Linked DNA regions of Homo sapiens: region 2 is linked to region 1. Evidence: chromatin contacts called from ENCODE Hi-C or POLR2A ChIA-PET data. All regions are on one chromosome and are shown on one strand. Each heading gives the region's core, a stretch centred on a gene start or an enhancer-like site at or near the end of the contact. The rest is flanking DNA. Distances are from core to core; before and after follow the strand shown.

Region 1 (2,700 bases), core at 128-2,627:
CTGAGTTTTTGCTGAGTGTGCACCCTCTGTGGCATGTGTGCAGGACACAGAGACATGTCCTGCCACTCTCTACCAGGTAGCTGAGGTCCCAATGCCAGGAACTGCAGAGATAGCTTGCTAGCATTTTAAATACTCAAAAGTGAGTGGAAGAGGCACAGCAGGGCTGCCACCACTCAGCCTCATCTTGCAGAGAGAAGCACACTGAACGGCTGGGAGGGAGGAAGGTCAGTACAGCAGCCTGCTACCCACTGTTGGCAGGCGCTGGGCTGGAATCATCCCTGGTCATCTCATTTAATTCTCATGAGAAACTTTGTGAAAATATCCATTCCTATTTTACACACAAGGAAACGGAGGCTCAGAAGGTGAAATGACTGGTCCACTTATCTGGAGCAAGAAGGCATTGGTTCTGGGACTTGCATGTCTGTGATTCCAAAGCTGGTCTCCACCTCCCACACCAGACTACCAGAGGCTAAATGCCAGAAAGCAGCAGCAGACCCTTCCCTTCCACAAAGGCAGCTGGAAGCACGGACATGGAACACATCCCAGGGGCAGGGCAGGCCTGCTGGAAACAGTGAGCAGGAGCTAGGAACTGAACAAATGGCATTGGCCCTGGAACTATGCCACTGCTCAGCAAGGACGACAGCAATGGGGACTCCACTCTGTATTACGACATGGCTGAGTTCCAAGGAAGGGGCTCTTAAGCTGTGCACTGATTCTGATTCCTCTATCTCCATGTCCAAACTGCTCCTCATGACCCGTCTGTTCAGCACCCCTGGCCACATGACTGACTCACCTCCTTATGGGAGTCTTTGTGGGCTTCCAGAGTCTTCATAATCGTCAGCTCGGCGTAGTTTTTAAATCTTGCTGGTTGATTTCTCAGAATTTCCCTCAAAACTCTTAACGCCAGTGCTCGAATTGAATGCTAGAATACAAAGGGAAAGGAAGACATCACCAAACACCACACAGCACTTTCACACACAGCAGTCAGCAGGGTCGGCAAGGCCAAGCACCCAGTTCTGGGTTCCCTGGAACCTCGCAGAACCCTCTAAACAGATCACACAGTTCACTTGAAATCAGCTTTACTTGACACTGGCTCTCTAGACATCAGCTCCATGAAGGCAGGCACTGTGCCTTAGGGTGACATTCCCAGGACCCAGCGCCTGACAGGCACTGAGAAAAGCTACTTGAACGAGCCATGCACTTGAGACCAAATGAGGATGATATACCTAAGTTCATTATCAGTTTTCTGGGGATTTCCAGATTTCCTGAGGCTTCAGGCTACAAATTATGCTTCTGTAAAATGTATGAAAGAATGTGTATAAAGCACCTGGATGTTTCATCAACACAGCCTGTAAGAGTGAACTCCACCTAAGGACAGTGGAAGGCCTGTCATTATTCCTGACCTTCCATGTGATGAGATCACTGGGTGTGTACAGGCCTCGAGTTGGTTAAGGCCAGAGTCACGCATCTGGAGGAAAGCCATTCCAAACAGACTCCTGATCTCAATAAAAGAGAACGTAGTTTACACCAAACAGAGCCAGAAAGTACATCCTGATTCTTTGCCACTCATCTGTACAGTTCACACACTAATACACCATTTACCTGTCTTCTACATGACATCACTTTATCTCCCAACAGAGCCAACAAGGCATAACTGCCTTACGAGCCAATACTTTGTTTTTTTTAAAAGTATTTTTAAAAAGTTTTTTTTAAAAAAGTAAAACAGATTACTTATTACCATTCTTCTATTTTTACTTATCCCTAAACCAAACCATTAATCCAAAGCATCAGAAAGCTATCTGAGTCACCACGGCATGGCATGCAGCAGCCTCCCTGTCACTCAGTTGCCATGCAAGTCCCCTCTAGCTGGCCCTGGGCATGGCCTGCCACCTCCTGGCAATCCTCCCATCCCCTTCCTCCAGCCCCTCCCCACAGCACTCTCTTCTCATTTCTCTTCTCCATGTGGATGGAGAAACTTTTTCTTGTAGAGGTTTAATTCTGGTAATTCTCAGCATCTATTCCTGTTTCCATATAAGGGACCAGCTCCACAGGTGGGAGAAGGCAGGACTTTGACCAGATTACTCCCCCCTTTAAGAGTTCTCTATGTGCGATGTGCAGATCACAGACCAGGCATGTCAGAAATGCCTAGTTTGTCACATTCAAGTGTCCCAGCATGATGAAGCTTTTTTTATTTTTAAATTAATAATACAAAAATCAGAATCATGCTTCTGGAACCTGCCACTTGACTGATTAAAATTATTGGAACTCTTAACATATGTAGGGGGGGACCAAGATGGAATTTCATGGAATGTAGCATTTAATCAGGTCTTTTAAAATGAAACTTTTTCTCAATTACATATGAAACAAAAATGAAACTCACAAGTAAAAAAGTACATCCTAAAAGACCACATTCTATGCTAATAAAGTTTTAAGAAATTCTGTGTTAAAGCAACTAGATGCAGGAATGAAGTTTCCTCAACTACTATAAACCCAGTTGCAGACCATGCACGTAAGCCAAGCAGCAGCTTGTTGCTGATAAAAACATGACCTTACTAAACGTGCTCAGAAAATATGTGAAAAATGAACAAATAAATGTTTTGATGTAAACAGTAAGCACAACCCAGAAAGTAAAGCTGAAGCTAAGCCCAATAAGAAAAGGACATCGTGACCCCATTACATGGAAAGGGGCAAGATAAGGCC
Region 2 (2,700 bases), core at 104-2,603, 390 kb after region 1:
AAAAGAAAGAAACAAAAAACCAGTTAGTGGCTTGTGTGCCTAACTCTAGGTAAAACGGAGAGGTGACGAAAGTTTGTATGAGAACAAATAGGATTCTTTAGGACAGACGAATGGGTTTTGGGAGAACAAACACGAGATAAGAAAGGGTTTTTTATTTTTTTTGAGACGGAGTCTGTTGCCCAGGCTATAGTGCAGTGGTGTGATCTCGGCTAACTGCAACCTGTGCCTCCCGGGTTCAAGCGATTCTTCTGCCTCAGTCTCCCGAGTTGCCGGGATTACAGGCGCGCGCCACCACGCCCGGCTAGTTTTTGTATCTTTAGTAGAGACGGAGTTTCACCATGTTGGTCAGGCTGGTCTCGAACTCCTGACTTTGTGATCTGCCCGCCTTGGCCTCCCAAAGTGTTGGGATTACAGGTGTGAGCCACTGCGCCCGGCCGATAGTTTTTTAAAAATGTAGGTGCTAGTGGTCTTACTGTCTTCTTCATGGACATGAAATTATTCTCATATAATGAGAATTAAATATGATCCTTCATGTAAAGAGTTTAGAATAATGTCAGAAACAAAGCAAGCAATAAATTATCATTTAGTTGATAAGAATCATTCCAATTCATCTGGCGAGTGCAACACACACACACACTGTATTTGTGTATGGAATAACTGTTCAAGAACACACACACAGTATGTGTGTATGAAATAACTCTTCAAGAACAAAGGGGAAACCGTTATAGGGCATGAAAGGGGAAACCGTTATAGGGCATGGAAGGGGAATTAGGACAAGGTGTGAGTGGAAAGAGAAACATCCCACCGCACACGCTTAAAAAAGCCGTTTAATTTAAAAATAGGTAATACAGCCATACAGAGAAGACATTAAAAGATCTACACAGAAAATTTTCGCTCCCAATCCATTCCCTACTCACAGTCCTACATACGTTACTTTTATTTTCCTTTTTTTTGGAAATGCACTGGCCCCCTACTCTCTCACGAAGGCTGAACTCTCTCTACATTCTTCTGCACCTGTTTTTTGTGCATACTCTTTCGTTGTCAAATATTTCCCTCCAACTGTTGTTGTGTATGAAATAAATACACACATATAAGCTAACCAGCCCCACTTGCCCGCACCACCTACACGCCCGTCCCCGCCCTCCCTCAGGCCCACGTGCTCCGAGGGCCGCCTTCGCAGGTTGTTTCTGGCGATGCCTGTCTGAAGGCCTCAGACTGAGGCCCCGCCCACTCTCCCTCTCCTCTGCCCTTTGGACGCGCGCCTCGGTTCCGAACGCAGCGGACGGCGCCTCAGGCAGCGCGGCGGACAGCCCGTCCTCCGGCGCGCCGCGAGCCTCGGAGGACCCTAGCGACGGTCGTGGCGTAAGACCGGGGGGACGCGGCGGTAGCGGCGGCCGTTGCGATTGATTGCGCTGGTTGCCTGCGGCGTCCACTTCCTTGGCCGCCCTTGCTACACTGGCTGATTGTTGTGCAGCCGGCGCCATGTCTGTGAGCGAGATCTTCGTGGAGCTGCAGGGCTTTTTGGCTGCCGAGCAGGACATCCGAGAGGCGAGCCCCCTCCCTTCCCCATTCCCTTTGCCTTTCCATGCCTAGTTGGGCCACTTCGCCCGGCCCTCCTCTGTCGCTCAGTCTCGGGCGGTGGGGACGCCTCCGAGGGTGGGTTGCTTCCCCTCTAGCTTTAGGTTAGGCACTCCCCGCCCCCGCCCAAAATTTTGCTGCTCTGTCCTGATTCCCCGTGTTCGAGTCTCAGCTTCTCAGCATCACTTGCCTCGTTTGTGTCAGTTTTCCTTCTTTTCAGCACTTGTTTATATCGAAGGCTCGATTAGCACCTGGTCTTCAGCGAATGAGCGTTTCGTGTATTTTTGTTGGTGTCTTAAAAGCACATGTGATCTGCTTAAAACTCTCCTGTGATTTCCTATGCCACACAGGATAAAAAATCAGACTCTACTGTGGCTCACATGGTTTCTCTTCAATCTCGTTTATGCTCTCTGTCTTTGTGTATGATGTTCACTTTACCTCTTCTAGTGCCCCAAATAGCTTCCTGCCTGTTTGCTTTTCCTGGAATTTGCTTCTTTCCCGTTCTTTTCCTGATTGTCTCGTATTTATCTCATTGGCGTCACAGTCTAAGCGATCTATTTCCTGTTATGTTTTCTAGTAGCACATTAACTTTTTTTAATGTGTGTAATATTGATTATTTTAAAAAAATCTTCTCCCTCATTGTATGTTAAACCGCCAGAGGGAAGGGATTGTGTGCTTGGTTCCCCGGTATTTACACAGTGCCTCGCACATAAGTATGCTCAGTGAATATTTTAAAAATGAATTAGAGGCGGGGAGCGGCGCCTCATGCCTGTAATTCCAGCATTTTGGGAGGCCGAGGCGGCCAGATCACCTGAGGTAAGGAGTTTGAGACCAGCCTGGCCAACATGGGGAAACCCTGTCTCTACTAAAAATATAAAAGAACATTAACTGGGCATGGTTGCGCACACCTGTAATCCCAGCTACTCGGGAGGCTGAAGCAGGAGAATGGCGTGAACCCGGGAGGCGGAGGTTGCGGTGAGCTGAGATCGCGCCACTGCACTCCAGCCTGGGTGACAGAGCGAGACTCCGTCTCAAAAAAAAAAAAAAAAAGAAAAAAGAATTAGAAATACCCGACTCTTGTGTTGCATTTAACTCTTCATTTTGCAAGTTGCGTTCACACAC

Evidence for each region. A loop is a pair of places that touch in the nucleus more often than their neighbours do. ChIA-PET counts read pairs that join two places held with the same protein, here RNA polymerase II (POLR2A). Pooled maps may share reads with other maps.
Region 2: a loop to region 1 is called in a pooled map, with 10 times the contacts of the local background. The contact joins the promoter of TSN here to the enhancer-like site in region 1. A Hi-C loop is called at or near these places in 4 of 50 pooled maps. POLR2A ChIA-PET finds 5 or more read pairs at or near these places in 2 of 52 experiments (H1 and K562).

Annotation. Positions count from the first base shown.
Region 1 is chr2:121,362,379-121,365,078 of GRCh38, forward strand. It overlaps CLASP1 (cytoplasmic linker associated protein 1), which reads right to left. Exons shown (of 41, transcript NM_001395891.1): 38 at 794-922. Among named protein-coding and RNA genes, the nearest start is that of TFCP2L1, 79 kb to the left of the region's middle. Within about 2 kb of position 1,378, at least 7 of the 41 ENCODE cell types and tissues checked have a DNase peak (open chromatin) inside an H3K27ac peak, as active enhancers do.
Region 2 is chr2:121,754,298-121,756,997 of GRCh38, forward strand. TSN (translin) reads left to right here and starts at 1,354. Exons shown (of 6, transcript NM_004622.3): 1 at 1,354-1,548. The coding sequence starts at 1,483. RefSeq lists an enhancer at 1,219-1,408.